2 separate regions of the Homo sapiens genome follow, and region 1 is linked to region 2. The links are chromatin loops, found by intact Hi-C in ENCODE. Cell type or tissue: endothelial cell of umbilical vein. All regions are shown on one strand. Links, peaks and the distances in the headings refer to the core of each region. The heading gives the core; the rest is flanking DNA. Region 1 overlaps LOC124901094 (a long non-coding RNA gene). Region 2 overlaps ARAP3 (ArfGAP with RhoGAP domain, ankyrin repeat and PH domain 3).

The links. Peaks named below come from ENCODE experiments on the same cell type or tissue, not always from the same donor. Only the 100,000 strongest peaks of a DNase experiment are listed, where the experiment ranks them.
Region 1: it touches region 2 in a loop (10-fold over the local background); 3 of 110 quality-filtered maps call a loop at or near these places.

The regions. Positions count from the first base shown.
Region 1 is chr5:141,753,587-141,762,625 of GRCh38, reverse strand. It overlaps LOC124901094 (a long non-coding RNA gene), which reads left to right. Exons shown (of 2, transcript XR_007058975.1): 2 at 1-5,327. Among named protein-coding and RNA genes, the nearest start is that of ARAP3, 76 kb to the right of the region's middle. RefSeq lists enhancers at 99-599, 3,347-3,916, 3,917-4,485, 4,486-5,055. In endothelial cell of umbilical vein, for the core only: a CTCF peak has its summit at 5,028 (motif pointing left); DNase peaks (open chromatin) are centred at 4,995 and 8,345; H3K27me3 peaks cover 1,975 bases.
Region 2 is chr5:141,661,835-141,669,834 of GRCh38, reverse strand. It overlaps ARAP3 (ArfGAP with RhoGAP domain, ankyrin repeat and PH domain 3), which reads left to right. Exons shown (of 33, transcript NM_022481.6): 16 at 24-126; 17 at 3,192-3,411; 18 at 4,461-4,524; 19 at 4,750-4,913; 20 at 7,580-7,792. Among named protein-coding and RNA genes, the nearest start is that of FCHSD1, 14 kb to the right of the region's middle. RefSeq lists a silencer at 4,594-4,663. In endothelial cell of umbilical vein, for the core only: a CTCF peak has its summit at 4,674 (motif pointing left); DNase peaks (open chromatin) are centred at 4,624 and 6,124; H3K27ac peaks cover 344 bases.

The sequences.
Region 1 (9,039 bases), core at 527-8,526, 92 kb before region 2:
CAGCGCTTCCTCCCCAGCCCCCAACCCAGAGCATGTCCCCTTGCTTGGAGATCCATCAGGCCCAAGCCTTGCTGGCAGGTGGGAGGTGAGCCATGCCTGCCTCCCCGAGGAGCTGGGACTCGGGGCTCCTCCAGCGCCCCCGCACCACGTGGCGTGGGTGCTGGCAGCAGGAGCTGGGGCTGGTGGCTTGGCCCTCGAACTTCCTTTCCTTCCAGTTCTGACTAAAAATAGAGACGGCAAGGACGCATCTCATTCTGTCAGACAGTGTAGGGGGGACGCCTGTGCAGATATAGGCCCCCTCTTTCTGAGCATGTAAGACCCAGCCCCCAGTTCTCCCCATATACGCCCCTGCCTCACAGCCTTCCTCTGTGGCAGCAGCCATTGCCCAGGATCCAGGGTTAGGGCAGGGGATTTCCCACTTTCCCGAAAGTGGCTTCACGGGTTTCCTCTCCCTCTCCCTTCAAGCCATGTAGGATGGGTGGGACAAGCCTGTCAGGACTGGACCTCTTCCTACCTTTCAGTACTGGAATTAGGTGCAGAAGTCCAGGCAGCTGAGTGGAGCCCTAGGGTGGTAGTAGTGGGCGAGAGAGAGTATGTGCTCTAAGGATGTCTTGTATGTTGCACTTCTCAGGGAATATGACTGTCAAGTCCCAGGGTCCCTCCTACCTCTTGGCTTCCTGCAGGTCCTCTCTCCAGGTGATTGAGAGAAACCCCTGGTCTCCTGTTTGGGTGCTGGGTTCCTGTAGGCAACGCTACCCATCAGAGAGGCTCAGGTGGGGTGTACAACAGGTGTGAGGGAGGAGTCTAGAATCATCCGCTGTTCCCCTCTACCCAGCTCCCCACACCCAGCTGCCCAGTTCAGAGCTATGCTTAGGGAGAATGCAGCCTCTCTGCAAAGACCCTCCTTGATATCAAAACACACACACACACACACACACACACACACACACACACACACACACCCTTTCCCGGACACAGTGAATTTATAAGACTACACCAGGTCTTGAGGGCAAGAAAAGCTGGGGAGGTGGGGCTAAGCTGTGGACAGGCACAAAAATGGTACCTTTACCATGGCTCCTTGTCACCCAAGGGAATGGTTTCTTCCTGGGGCAGAAGCCGAGCTCCAGACTTCTGATTCACCCCCACCCAATCCAATCTAAGCACACAAGACTCTAAACACTTACTGGTTCAATCACACAGGAGGTGGTGAGAAGTAGGAGGGAAGAAGCAGTTTGTTGTTTATTGCTAGTGCCTGGAACAGTGCCTGGCACATAGTAGGTGCTTGGAAAGCTTTGTTAAGTGAGTGAATGAGAGAATGAATAAATGAATGAATGAGATGCAGGCATGAACCAAGACAGGAAGGGAATCATTAAAGCCATCATTATGGTACTTTTGCAACAGGGTTGGACTGGGAAATTAGAGCCAAGGGCAGGCTAATAATTTGGTGCCTCTTCAAACCAACACTCTTTCAATATTTGTTCAATATTTATTTGGAAGAGAAGCTGCGCGGAGACTGTGCAGAGAAGGGGGCCTGCTCACAGCCCTCAGCCTCTCCTCCACCTGCTGAACAGTTCACTGCCGGCCCTAACCTTGCTTGCCCTACTGAGCTTCACCAAAACTCTTTGGTTCTCCAGGACCCGCCCCCTCGGAAGGGAAGGGAGTTTAATGAACAATTGTAGCCCGTCGGCCCCTGGGGATCTCACCTCTGTACCTAGCAGCTTATAGAAGTGTTCCTGCCAACACCCTCCACCCCCACAGCGGCTTGTGCCTGGTAGATACTCTTTTCTCCAACTCATTAGGTGACTAGTGAAGTTTTAGTGCCCCTTAGAGATGAGTGCCCCGGGCAGCCGCCTGGTGGACCCCTCTCCATCAGGCCTCTTCTCCAAGTGACTACGGAGGGGAACGGCATGGAGGAGGATTTCCTCAGTGCCCTCCTCAGCTCCTGGCCATTACCCACCACCATATTTAGGAGGAAAGGTCAGGAGGGGGAGGAGGAGTGTGTGCAGGGGTCAAATCCCATTGCTTCTAGCTTGGAGCAGGTGAGAGGAGAGTGACCAACTGGCTGCCAGAAGGGACTCCCACTTCCTCCCAGTGAGCTCTAGACCAGGCCTGTAGCTCTTGGTCCCCACTCTGCAGGGGAGCATCCTGAGCCCCATGAGTACAAGCCAGCCTGAGGTAGATGGCATCAGAGCTACTGAAGTAATACTGTCTGACTTCCATTCCCTGGGGATGCCCAGAGAAACCAGATGTCTGGCCAATGAGGCGCTCACCGGAGCAAAGTCTTTAAGTAAATACATAGTCACTCACTTCTGTTTCCTCCACTCTGCTCGCCTCACCCTCCCCTGCTTTCTGCATGCAGGCTCCTACTCCCATCTCAGCCCACCGGCCCCCTGCCCCACAGCCTCCCTGCAGCTAACTTCCCCTCTCCCAGGCCCATAACCAGCCTCTCCATCCCCTCCTCAGCCCCCTGCCACCTGAGCAGCCATAAAATGAAACATCTGAGCACCGGTACAGATGAACAAATAATAAAAACATTAACAGTATATTTCTTGAGCACTCGTTGTGTGCAAGGCACTAGGCTAAATATTTTTTTTTTTTTTGAGACGGAGTTTGGCTCCTGTTGCCCAGGCTGGAGTGCAATGGTGCGATCTCGCCTCACCGCAACCATCACCTCCCGGGTTCAAGCGATTCTCCTGCCTCAGCCTCCCAAGTAGCTGGGATTATAGGCATGTGCCACCACACCTGGTTAATTTTGTATTTCTAGTAGAGACGGGGTTTCTCCATGCTGGTCGGGCTGGTCTCGAACTCCCAACCTCAGATGATTTGCCTGCCTCGGCCTCCCAAGTTGCTGGGATTGCAGGTGTGAGCCACCATGCCCGGCTCTAAATACTTCATTATGTGCATTATCTCATTTACTCCTCATATATCCCCTGTCCCCTGATATATGGGTAACATAGGCTATTCAGGGCAAGGCTCTGGGGTCAGACAGAGTCTCAGCCTTCCCACTTACCAGCTGTGTGAGACACAGGAAAATCACTTAACCTCTCTGAGCCTGGTTTCTCGTCTTCAAAATAGGGAGGTTAAGAATACCTACCCTATAGGGTTGTATGAAGACATAAAGAAATAAAGTGCCTGGGCTGAACGTGGTGGCTCACGCCCTTAATCTCTGCACTTTGGGAGGTTGAGACAGGCAGACCACTTGAGCCCAGGAGTTCGAGACCAGCCTGGGCAACATGGCAAAACCCCACAGTGCCTGTAGTCCCAGCTACTGGTGGGGTACGGGGTGTGCTGAGGTGGGAGGATCACTTGAGTCGGGGAGGTCTAGGCTGCAGTGAGCCTTGATCTTGCCACTACACTCCAGCCTGGGCAACAGCACCAGACCCTGTCTCAAAAAAAAAAAAAAAAGAAAAGAAAAGAAAAAGAAAGAAAATTCTTAGCACAGTGCCTGGCACAAAGGCTGGTTCATGCCGGCTGTTATCACTATTATTATCCTCTTTTTAGATGAGAAAACCAGGGAGGTTGTCATATGCCAGTGTCACGTGTGGCTAGATCGTAGCAGTGTCAGGATTATAACCAAGGCCTCCCTAGTCCTGTCTGAGGGGCTGCAGGCTGGGGCCAAGTCAGATATTCTCTCCCTCCCTGGCTCCCTCCTCCTCTCCGGGGTCACAGGCTTCTCTTTTTCCTTGCCCGTGGAAAGGAAACCTCGTGGCTCCCTAGTGACAGCCAACATCCCACAATGCTCTCGGGAATGTGTGCACACGCCCACCTGCCGGGCCTGGAGGAATTCAGGCTTTAGATTTGAAAGGTAATTCAATCTCCCGGTGCTTCCTCCCCTCCCCCGCAGCGCTGGGTGTTCAAGACGGCGACAAAGACCCAGTTTCAGAGGAACAAGCCCGCAAGTGCAGAGCCGCAGGCACACGCTCAGCCTCACTCACAGGCAGCCCCTTGGTCGTAAGCACATGCTCTGCACCTTGCAGCAGTTACTAGAGACATAGTCCACCCCCGGTCCAGCAGTCACCCATCCCTAACCTGCCCACCCCTGGCCTCTCAAACCTCCAGACTTTGCCAACTCTCCACACATTCCTCAGCTCCCCACGTCCATCGGGCTCTCCGTCCCTCTCCCTTGCCCCATCCTTAGGAAGCTCCCCTTCCTCTACCCATCCGTTTCTCTTCCTTCCAGGCCCCAGACCCAGGGCTACTTCTCGGAGTGAGCACTCAGTGACTGCCCTTTCACCGACAGTGGGGGCAGTCCCCCACAACTCCACACTCCCACCTCTCTTTCTTTCTATCATTGGCTCAGCTCAGCCCAGGCTCTAAGATTGGTGCCCAGCACTTGGGGCTGGGGCAGGAGGAAGCCTGGAGCAGCTCAGCGCTCCTGTTTAATTAATAATGGGTAATAAGTCAACATGTAATTAGAGGATGAGGGCATGTGGCTGTGCTCTTTGGGCCCTGCCCTAGGGGAGTGAGCTGGAGCCTGGCCACACATGCCCCTGCACTGCCCAGGTCCTAGCCAGATCAGCCTCTTGATTCCCCTTGCTTACGCTGGGTCCTGCCACTAGGTCTCTCACCTGTGGTCCCCCCTTCATTCAGCCTTCAGGGTCTTCTCCACTTACTCCTGCCTTGGCTTCCTCTCTGCCTTCCACACTGGGCCAAAGGAGCTCATTCCCCACAGTCCTGGGGATCCCAATGTCTCCAGGGATCACAGTTTCCTGAGGGGCCAGGCCAGTCCCCGACTCCCACACAGGCCTTGAGTACCAGAAGTCCCTGGAAGGAATCCACAACAAGTCGAGCCCCACACCTCTCCTGCCGACCCCATTTGGCTCCTGCACTCTGTCCTCCATTGACATTCTCCCCATTCGCTCCCACTCAGCAGGGAGCCAGTGAGAGCCCTCCAGGGACCTCCCAGTCCCAGCCTGCGCCCTGTCCTCTTCCCTGCTCCAGCTCCTAGAAAAGCCTGTTGGGTGATGGAAGGCAGCTCCCTTCCCAGCACTCCACACCCCACTGTCCATGGGAGACAGTGTGTTGCCCTCCAGTGGCAATAGCCGGCAGCAACCTAGGGAGGAAAGGGTGTCCAGGCTCCTTGGAGTGTCTCAGGTTCAGTCCATCTGGGGGTGGGAGGTGGGGAGGGAGAGCGCCACACCTTTGTCGACTCACCTTTGTCAACGCATCACTTGCAGGCTGGGTTGCTGACTACCTTTCCCAGCAGCCTAGTTAGCTCTTATCCTGTTACTCTGGCCCTGTGCTATCAAGTTCACCTCTGACCTCTTTCCCCAAAGTATCAATGAATGGCAATTCAACTAAATGGCAATAAACACGATCAACACTTCTGTGTGCCAGGCAAAGGGATTTACAAGCATTGGCCCACTCAATCCACACAACAATCCCAAGAGGCAGGAGCAGTTGTCAAAGCCATTTTACAGATGAGGAAACAGTTGCAGTGAAATTAGGGAACCTCCTGGCTCACCCAGCCAGGAGGCGTTGAGCTATGATTCTGACCCTACAGCACTGCTCTTCCCCAGGAGATATTTGGCCTAGAATTATGGTGGAAGGCTGTAAGGAGGTGAGAAGAGGGTTAGGGATGGGAGAGGGGTGTGGTACATGCAGGGGTGCAAGGGGAGTGGTAGGGGGTGCGGGAGTGTCAGGAGCAGGAGAGGATTCCAAAGAGTGATGTGAGGGGGGCACATGAAGTGTGGGGGAGGTGTGTGAGATGTGAGGGGTGAACAGGAGTGGGGAAGTGTCAGGCATGTGAACAGGTATAGAAGGTAGAGTGGATAGGATGGAGGAGTTCGCAAAGCAGGTGAGGGGTCAAAGGGCAGGGTGAGGATAAAGTAGGAGGGGAGGGAAGTGTCAGGTGTGTGGGGTGTGTGAAGGAGAGGTGGAGGGAGAGGCGGGAGGGGTATGCAGGGTGACAGGCAGCCAGAGTGAGTATGCGGTGGGGGTGCTAGGTGTGGAGGGGATGTAAGAGTGCACAGAGTGGCTAGAGAGAAAGTGAGAAGGGTAGAAAAAGGTGTGGAGGAATGAGCAGGTCCCTGAGGGCCTGGAGGACCTGAGCAGAGGAGGAGGTGAAGGAGGGGGCTGGGTGGCATGGAGAGGGGTGGATAGGCCTGAGAGGCTTTGACAGTTTGGCTTTTGTCCCTGTCCACGTACCCAGCTGCCGCAGCCCCCACCAAACCTGGCCTTACTGCCAGGCTCATTTCAGGGATGGGTGGAAATTTCCATTTCAGCAAAATCCATTTGTAAAGCCCTGGAGCTTTGAGCCTCATTCTGCTCTGCCCGCCTGGCTCTGCCCACATGGCTCTGGCCTGCCCAGCTAGCCCCACTCTCCACCCCAGACCTCCCTCTGCTCTCCCTCCCCAGCAGGCAGAGCTTGGGCTCAGGGCCTGGGCTCCCTCAGCCCCACTCCAACCCTAGCACTGCAGCCTACAGAGGACCATCCTCCCCACCCCCCACCCCAGCCAAGCATTTTGACATTCTAGGGTGCCCCACAGATCTGGCAGAAGTGGTAGATTGGTCAGTGCCTTGCCTCAGTTAGGGGACCATCAGCATGCAGTCTACCCCCACTGCGCCCTGTCCCAGTACAGACGGTGGTTTTGATGCTACAGCACAGCAAAATGGGAAGAGCTCTTCAAGATAATCCTATTTAGGCCCTTTTGTTTTACAGATAGGGAAATGGAGGCCCAGAGAGGAAAAGCTACTTACTAGTCCAGGGTGCTACACAACTGGCTGGTGTGCAGAGCCAGAATGACCATATTGCCTAGAGGAGGAGTTGAGGAAAAACAGAGCCATGCAAACTTCAAACAGGCTCTGTTGAAGAGGTGTGCCGTCAACCCGTGATTTTACTTCTCTGTACCTTGGTTTGTTCTTCTACCAAGTGGAGCTCATGACCATTCTCCCAGGCTGGTGTGATGATGATGAGCTGGCCACAGCCAGATGCAGCAAAGTAGGGGTGGAACACAAAAGCCCTTAGGGTTCTTGAGTTCATGGGGAAGGCAGGAGCAATATCAGTTCTAGATTCATCCTGCCATTAGTGTCCAGACCCCTTTGCCTTGTCTGTCCCACAGCTTCCCGAGAACTATAGAAATTTCAAGGAACAGCAGGGATGACATGGCCAGGGATTGAGGCACTGGGTGGGAAGGTGAACTGGTCTCCCAGGGTAGAAAATGAAGGGACAGTGTGGGCCATCTCACTCAGGCCTCTGGGCAAGGAAGGCTTTTCTTCTCCAGCTCTAAAGGAATGGCCACTCTGGCCTCGGGGTGGAAACATGGGTTCCCTGGGCCAAAGTCAGAGCCCTGCATTAAGGGGAAAGGCTGAACTCTCCTAGAGCAGAGGCAAGGTCTATCTTGCTCACTTCTGTTTCCCAGCACAGCACCTGGCACGGAGGGTACACCCCTCAGGCCTTGCCACAGCTAGAGGCAGCTCAGGACAGATCTTAGTAGCTGGTACCAGGAAAGCACCCAGGGCTACCTGACCTAGACTGCTCTCTGACCAAGCCCCATGTCTTATGCACACACTGTGGCACATGCCGTGGCACATGCTGAAGCCAGCCTTAGCTCTAGTACTTACCCCAGCACATCCTCCAGCTGCTGCCCTCCTTCCCCAGCCCCCACAGGAATCCCAGGTCCCATCTGCTCCACTTCTCTGCATTTCCCCTGAACATCTGGACTGCTCCTGAAATCTGGCTCCTTGTTCCATCCAGAGGGAGCTGCTAGAGGGAAGAGGAGACTCCTGGGTCCCATTAGTTCAGAGCTGGGGCCAGGGAAGGCTCTGCCTGACCCCCACTCCAAGCCTGCAGCTGCCAGAATGAACTAGCCTAACAGAACTCTGGTTCCTGTCTCCTATTCTCCCTACCCTTGAGCACCCCCTCACCCGTAGGGTTGTAACACCCAACATACCCCACACAGCCTCCCCAACATCTGCTCGAGGGTCACATGGTTCTCTGTGCCAGGATCTGTGCATGTGTTTAGCTTTGCACTCTACACAGAAAGGTTCCCAGAGCTTCCTGGCATGGGCTGTGCTCCAGAACCACACACTCTAAGGACAGGCTGCTCCTCTCCTTCCCCACCCTGTGGTGGTGGTGGTGGTTGAGGCTGGGGCTGGGGGTATGGAGGAACCAAGGCCTTTGGTCCCTGGCAGCAAAAATTCTGAGTCCTACTTCAGAGACATGCATTCTAGGAGGACCAGGCTGGGAATGACCTTGGCCCATAACCTTCTCTTTTGCCACCCCCCCGCCCTACTTCTACTTCACCTGCTCCCTTACTCTCCACAGGGTTCTTGGTTCTTGTTTTATTTTGGGAGAGGACCGCTCCCTTATAGGATGCTCTCCATGGTCCTGAACCAGAGTCCCGGGGCAGAATTACTTCTCAACCTTGAACAAGAGGTGGCTCCTGGCACACATCTCGGAGGCATTCTGACCCGAGTAAGAAAGGAGATGATAGTGAAAGGGAAGGCATTGGAGAGAGACAGAGAGTGTATGCAAGACACACAGGGATAAAGAGTCCAACGCGAGACTGCCAGGAGGAAGAAAAAGTGATTTTGTTGTTCCTTTTAAGAAAGGTAATCTTCCCAAGTACTTGGTTTCCTCATTCTATGCAAATGCCAGCTCCTCGCTCCCGTTTGCCCCTGAAACTCTCTAGACGTCCCACTTTCCATTTCCTTCTCCACGCCGTGTCTGGCCTCTCCCTGATTTGGGGTCTGTGTGCTTGGGGACCACCCAAAGACCCGGACCTAAAGGCTCAGCTGTTGCTTCTTCCTCCTCGAAGGTCAAGAGAAAAGACTCCCCTCCAGATTTCTCTCGTCCCACGCCCCTCTAAGAGCAGGTCTGGGTCGCAAAGGGCCTGCTCAGTCCCCCTAAGAGCGGCGCCCGCCCCAGCCCGGTCCCCTTCCAGTCGCGGGATGCCTGCGGCACTGAAGGGCGGGAGAGAGGAGGGCCTTTACTGGCCGAGCCAGCCCGGGAGCCCCCGGGGCCGCACTGGAAGGAAGGAGCTGGGGAAACAGAAGAGTGGCAAGCGGTTTCCCGCTCGGTTGTGGCTGTTATTATTT
Region 2 (8,000 bases), core at 1-8,000:
CCCTGACCTCATCTTCTCTCCAGGTTCCCCTTTTCCTTTGAGCTCATCCTCGCTGGGGGGAGGATCCAGCATTTTGGCACAGATGGAGCTGACAGTCTGGAGGCCTGGACTAGTGCTGTGGGCAAGGTGAGACAGGAGAGCGCCCTCTGCAGCATCTCATGCTTTCCTTGTCCCCACGTGCTCCCATCTTCTCCTCTCTTATTCCTACAGCCACTTCTTCCACTAACAGCTAAGGGTGACTGAGCACATATTCTGTGCCAGGCCCTGTGTTAAGCACTGCCCACTCGATATCTCATTTAATTTTCACAACCACTCTCTGAGGTGAGGTTTTAAGTATAAGGAAACTAAGTTTTAGAGTTTACGAATTCACTTGGTCAAGGTCACAGAGCTAGGAGGCAGCAGAGCACAGGACTAAAATTCAGGCCTCTGTCTGCAAAGCTCACGGCCCAAACCTCACTGTGCCAATGCCTCCTCCCACGAAGAAGCTGGCTCTGATTCCCACTACCCACCCTCTGCTCCAGTTTTCCAGCAGGCCCGGAGGCAAAGCTACCTTCATATTTCCCAGCTTCTCCATTCTTAGATAAGCCAGTATCTCTCTCCTGTATGCCATTCCCAAAACTGAAAATTCAGGCCCTGGAGTCAGACATCCTGGGATTTGAGTCACAACTCTCAGCCTTGTGAGCTTTTCCACATCTGTAGGGTGGGCGTAAAAGACTCACCCCCTAGGGTTGAGGATTAAATGACATGTGAGGCCCACACACAGCAAGCCCTCAGTATGTGGGCGTTGAAATAATAATGATGGTAGTGATGATGACGATGATGACGACAGTCTCTCCCATCCTAAGACAGCTTTTCCCTAAGATCTGTTCCATCTTCAACTTTTCACCCTGGTGCCTTCCTTTCCCTCCTGACAATGCGTCAGAAAGTCGTGTGCAGCCTGCAGTTCCCCTTTGACCCCTTGCAGCTACCCTCCTCTGCCCATGCCCTCCTGAACTGCTACCTGGCAGGTCACCAGTGCCTTCCCATTTCCAAAGGCCAAGGCTGCCTCCCAGCCTCACCAGGTCATCTCTGCAGCATCCGGCACTCCTGTATGGGAAATGCTCCACTGCTCTGGCTTTTGACCCCCTTCTCCCAGGTCTCCTACAACTCCTCACACTAACACATTGTCTCCATATCTTTTCAGGGCTCTGTCGTGGCCCTCCCAACCAGGTTTAAGTCTCCTCTCATTATTATCTACACTTTCCAAAAAGCTATCCCATCCTTTAAGGCAGTGCTACCCGGAGGGTGCTGTGAAGACTGTCACACCATACTAGCCCCTGGACTATGTGTTATGGTCCATGACAGGATAAGCACAGAACTTGAGAGTAAGCATTTAGAATATTTTATAGCAATTTGACATAGTAATTTTATGTGTTGAATCTAATTATAAAAAAAGGGCTTGGGCCAGGGGTGGTGGCTCACACTTGCAATTCCCAGCACTTAGGGAGGCTGAGGCGGGAGGATTGCTTGAGCCCAGGAGTTTGAGAGCAACCTGGGACCCTGTCTCTACAAAAAATAAGAATTAGCCAGGCATGATGGTGCTCACCTATAGTCCCAGCTACTGGGGAGGCTGAGGTGGAAGGATTGCTTGAGCCTCGGAGGTTTGAGCCTACAGTGAGCTGTGATCATGCCACTGCACTCCAGCCTAAGTGAGGCCCTGTCTCAAAAAAAAAAGCGGGTCGGGTTGTATTCTTCATTTTTTCATCCAGATTTTCTAGCAACTCATTTTTATTATTATTATTATTTTCTTTTTGAGATGGAGTTTCGCTCTTGTCTCCCAGGCTACAGTGCGGTGAAGAGATCTTGGCTCACTGCAACCTCCGCTTCTTGGGTTCAAGCGATTCTCTTGCCTCAGCCTCCTGAGTAGCTGGGACTACAGGCGCACATGACCTCGCCCGGCTAATTTTTGTATTTTTGGTAGAGATGGGGTTTCACCATGTTGGCCAGGCTGGTCTCGAACTCCTGACCTCAGGTGATCTGCCTGCCTCGGCCTCCCAAAGTGCTGGGATTACAGGCTTGAGCCACCGCACCTGGCCACTTATATTATTTTTAATGAAAATACAGTACTGGCCGGGCGTGGTGGCTCATGCCTCTAATCCCAACACTTTGGGAGGCCGAGGCAGGTGGATCACCTGAGGTCAGGAGTTTGAGACCAGCCATGCAACATGGTGAAACCCCGTCTCTACTAAAAATACAAAAAATTAGCCAGACATTAGCGCCTATAGTCCCAGCTACTCGGGAGGCTGAGGCAGGAGAATCTCTTGAACCCGGGAGGCAGAGGTTGCAGTGAGCCGAGATCATGCCACTGTACTCCACCCTGGGAGAGAAGAGCAAAACTCCATTTCAAAAAAAAAAAAAAAGAAAGAAAGTACACTATTGGTTAGTGACAGCTTGGGACTTTAAGAAGGAAAAAGGAAAAAACCCTGGTCCTTTACTGCAATTTACTGCAGGTAGTTTGAGAAGCACTGCTTTGCAGTCAACCTCAAACATCCTTTCCTCTATGAAGCTTCTCCCCAGCCCCCTAGGGTGGTGGGATTTCCCAGGGCATCATGAGTCTTCAGGTGTAGCATTTTTGGCTATAAAGAATGAGTATGCCTTTTTGGCTGGGCGCAGTGGCTCATGTCTGTAATTCCAGGACTTTGGGAGGCCAAGGTGGGAGTTCGAGACCAGCCTGGGCAACATGGCAAAACCCTATCTCTACAAAAAAAGTAAAAAAAAATTAGCCAGGTGTGATGGCATGCTCCTGTAGTCCCAGCTACTCAGGAGGCTGAGGTGGGAAGATCACCTGAGCTGGGGGAGGTCGAGGCTGCAGTGAGCCATGATCACGGCACTGCACAAGAATGAGTATTCTTTCTTATACCCACACCTCAATTAAGGGCATGAGGCTGCCACACAGGGGTCTTCTTTATGTTGGGGAGAGCAAACTGAATTGAATTGAATTGAATTTCTTTCCTGTCTTTCTCCAACCATCTCATGTCTCCTCCTTGGCTGTCTCCTCTGCTCTCTCGCATCCCTTTTCATTCCTGCTTTTCTTCTGCTTTCTCTTCATGTTTTTCTCTGCTTTTCGCTACCCCGGTCACTCTCATTTCTCTCCCCTATTCCTTGTCTCTTCCCCCATCCCCCTTTCTCCTGTCCTCCCCCTGCCTCTACAGTGGTTCTCCCCGCTGAGCTGCCACCAGCTGCTGGGCCCCGGGCTGCTGCGGCTGGGCCGCCTATGGCTGCGGTCCCCCTCCCATACAGCCCCGGCCCCTGGTCTCTGGCTGTCAGGGTTTGGCCTCCTTCGTGGTGACCACCTCTTCCTGTGCTCAGCGCCGGGCCCAGGCCCCCCAGCCCCTGAGGACATGGTGCATCTGCGGCGGCTACAGGAGATCAGTAAGCGGGGAGGTTTGGGGGGACAGGGATGAAGGGTGGCCATGCGGGTGCATGGAAGCAGACCTTTATTATTTGGGGGTTCTTATGGGAAACAGCAGAACATGGTGGCTTCAGGTACAAGCTCTGAAGGGAAACTGCCCAGCTTTAGACCCCACCTTCATCACTTCCTAGCTGTATATCCCTGGACAAGTTATTTAACCTCTCTGTGCCTTAGTTTCCTCATCTTTAAAATGGGCACAATAATAACACCTTCCTCAGAGGGTTGTAGTGAGGTTCAAATAGGGTAATGCATCTAAAACATGTATCGCAGAGCCTGACAAGCATTTTTTAAGTGCTCAATAAATGTTGTTATTATTATTATTATTATTATTTTTTTTTTTTTTTGGAGACAGAGTCACGCTCTGTCCCCCAGGCTGGAGTGCAAGGGCATGATCTCAACTCCTCAACTCACTGCAACCTCCGCCTCCCAGGTTCAAGCAATTCTCCTGCCTCAGCCTCCCAAGTAGCTGGGATTACAGGTGTCCGCCACCACGCCCAGCTAATTTTTGTATTTTTAGTAGAGAAGGGGTTTCACCATGTTGGCCAGGCTGGTCTTGAACTCCTGACCTCAGGTGATCCACCCACCTTGGCCTCCCACAGTGCTGGGATTACAGGAGTGAGCCACTGCGCCCGGTCTATAAATATTATTATTATTTGGAATCACTTGCTGGTTGGGTCCTGGGAGAGGGGACTGGGTGCCCTCACTGCTTTCCTTTCTCCTAAAAGAGGAACAATGTAAGATAATATTTTAGGACTTTGGAAACAAGAGACCTGGGTTTGTGCTCAGCCTTGCCATTTTATAGCAAGTAATCTGGGGCAAGTTACTTAAACTTTCTGAGATTAATGTGTCACCTATAAAATGGGAATAATAGTACATAACTCATAGGATTCAACTGAACGTTTTTTGTAATGCTCCTAGCCTGGCATCTATGCACGTTAAGCATTTAATAAATAATAGTCTCTATAATGAAGACGATAATCATGAAAATGTCCACTGATTCTCCTCCCAGGTGTGGTTTCTGCAGCTGACACCCCAGATAAGAAAGAGCATTTGGTCCTGGTGGAGACAGGAAGGTAAATTGCCCCTGCCCTTGACCTGGGGCTCCCCTTCCTGGAGCAGAGCCCATACTCTGCAACCTGGCCTGCTGGGCCATTGCCCACTTCCTCAAAGTTTCTTCCCTTGCTCCAGGATGATTTGGGTTGGGTGTTGCTGCCCTCTGCTGGTGGCTCTGGGAAGTCTGGTCCCCATGCATCTGGGCCTGTCGGAGCTGGCTCTGATTCAGGCCTCTGGGGTCTCAGGACCCTGTATCTGCAAGGAGAGGGCCGGCTGGACTTCACGGCATGGAACGCAGCCATTGGGGGCGCGGCTGGTGGGGGCGGCACAGGGCTGCAGGAGCAGCAGATGAGCCGGGGTGACATCCCCATCATCGTGGATGCCTGCATCAGTTTTGTTACCCAGCATGGTGAGTAGGCACTGGCTGGTACTGAGCCAATGGGGGTGGGGGGTGGGGGTGATGAGGGGGTGGAGAACGTGAGCACAGCCAGGGTGGAACGTGAGCACAGCCTGGAAGAGCTTTGCCTCCAGAAACTGCAGCTGGACCCCAGCTGGTCATTTGACTCTTGGCAGGCTGCTTTGCTTTTCTGAACCTCAGTTCCATCATCTGTAAAATGGGGCCAACGGTCCTCATTTTCCAGGATAATTGTGACAGTGAGACAATGCCTGTCAAGCCTTGAGCGCAGGGCCTGGCATGTAGTAAGTGTTCAGAAGTTTCGTCAGAGTGTGGAGTAGGGGAGGAGCACTGAAAATGTGACTGAGGACACAGAGCCATGGCAAACAGCGAGCAGCTGCGAGGTGAGAGCTGAGCTGTGCAGCACATTCCCAGAAGTTTTAAGCAGAATTATTCTGTGTGGGAGGTTTTCTGGGCTTAAATGGTCAGCTGTGCAAGTGGCCCCCATAATTCTTTGTGAGTTTTTTTGGTTGTTGTTGTTTGCTTTTTTTTTGAGATGGAGTCTTGCTCTGTTGCCCAAGCTGGAGTGCAGTGGCATGATCTCAGCTCACTGCAACCTCCGCTTCTCGGGTTCAAGCAATTCTCCTGCCTCAGCCTCCCAAGTAGCTGGGATTGCAGGCGTGCCCCACCACACCTGGATAATTTTTATATTTTTAGTACAGGTGAGTTTTACCATGTTGGCCAGGCTGGTCTCAAATTCCTGACCTCAGGTGATCCACCCACCTTGGCCTCCCAAAGTGCTGGGATTACAGGTGTGAGCCACCACACCTGGCCCTTTGTAAGTTTTTTATCCTAAATAAGGACCGAAAAGAATCTATTTCTCCTGTGAACCCTCTTTAGAAGGCTGGACTCTTAAGAAGGAAAATTCACAGAAAACTAAGGTGGGCAGATCCCTAGATCATTTATAATACCTAATACAATGCAAGTGCTGTGGAAATAGTTGTTATGCTGTATTGTTTTTATTTGTATTTTGTTGTTGTTATATTGTTATCTTGGGGTTTTTTTCCAAATATTTTTGATGTCGGTTGAATCTGCAGTTGTGGAGCCCATGGATACAGAGGGCTGACTGTAAGGAAAAAAACAGCGCCTCCACAAACATACACATAATTGTTACTAGTCATGGGACATGGAAAGTCAGTGGCTAATAACATTTTCCATGCCTTGGCAGTGGCCTTGTTCAGTGACCTCCCCCACTCGCTACATCCTTATCCTCTTCTCAGCCTCTCTCGTGTTCGAAGGAGGAAATAAGTCAGAGGCCCAGTGAGAAAGCCCTGAAGAAAGAATATGGGGCCGGGCGTGGTGGTTCAAGTGTGTAATCCCAGCACTTTGGGAAGCCGAGGCAGGTGGATCACCTGAGGTCAGGAGTTCAAGACCAGCCTGGCCAACATGGTGAAACCCTGTTTCTATTAAAATACAAAAATTAGCCAGCCATGGTGGCGGGTGCCTGTAATCCCAGCTACCCAGGAGGCTGAGGCAGGAGAATTGCTGTGAGGTGAGGTTGCAGTGAGCTGAGATGGCACCACTTCACTCCACCCCGGGTGAAAGAGCAAAACTCTGTCTCAATTAAAAAGAAAGAATCTGGGTGTTCATCCCCTCCCCTCCAAGGTTCCTGCACCACCATTGTTTAGTCAGCATACATTGGTTGAGCTGCTACCGTGTGTCAGACACTGGGGATATGGCAGTAAGCAGGGTGGGTCCTAGGAGGGTCCTAGGAAGCTTATTTATTACCCATCTCTTAGGTAATAAATAAGAAAACAAATATAGTCTGTTCTTGTTATTTGTGGTAGTTATGCTCTAAGTCACTGCAAACATTTAATTAGTGAATACTGGATCACTGCCCCAGAGGAAATACAGGGTTAGCTTCCTGCTAGCCTCTGGTTACAATAACATTTTAGTCAAGTGATCAATATGTATCCTTGTTTTGTGTGTTTTTCTGTGTAAAGAGACCTTATTTTATATATATTGTTTGATTTGTTAACACTGAACTCAAGGCCAACAGCACTGTAACTCAAGCTAATCTAACACATGTATTTTCTCTGTAAGGCATGTCACAGCTTTCTCACACGTAGAAACACTAGACAGCATTTCAGCACTATACTTGGGCCATTTTAAACAGTGAAGTCACCAACAAAAAGCACAAAAATATGGCTGTAAATATACCATTAAAAGGATACACTTGTTTAGAGTAAGAACATGCACATTGGGGAGGGGACTTAAATTTTTCTTCACTCTGTTCATAAATGATGATGAAAATGCCAAAAGTATTGATTTTGGGGTTACAAATAACTTTTAGCAAGTAGGAGAATGTGCAGATATGGAATCCACAGATAATAAGGGTGGACTATAAAGTGATTTCAGAGAGTGCTATTTAAAAATAAAAGTGGTGAGGAGATACAGTGTGATGGGGGTTGTACTTGTGACAGTGAGGTCAGGGAAGGACTTTCTGAGGATGAGGACTCCAGCAGAGACCTGAGAATCAAGAACATGGAGGCATAGATCTCCTCCTCTCTGAATCCCATGCCCCCATCAGCCACATACCACATAGGGAGGCCACAGATGGGCCGTGGTGGGTGGTGGTAGCCTTTGCACCATGGTGAGCAGAGACGGCTGGCTCTCCTCAGGGCTCCGGCTGGAAGGTGTATACCGGAAAGGGGGCGCTCGTGCCCGCAGCCTGAGACTCCTGGCTGAGTTCCGTCGGGATGCCCGGTCGGTGAAGCTCCGACCAGGGGAGCACTTTGTGGAGGATGTCACTGACACACTCAAACGCTTCTTTCGTGAGCTCGATGACCCTGTGACCTCTGCACGGTTGCTGCCTCGCTGGAGGGAGGCTGCTGGTATTCCTAAGATCCCTGAGAGCCAAGGCCCAACCAGGATCTCTGCCTTCCCCCACCAGAATCCATGGTTTGGCAGCCCTCCGCCCCATCACTTCCCACCCTGGGGGATCATCCAGAGACTTGGCTCAGGGGGAGGTGGGAAGGGGGCAGAGACACATCCATCCTGCATTTGTGCCTAAAAATCCCTCCCTCTGTACCAGCTGCCACT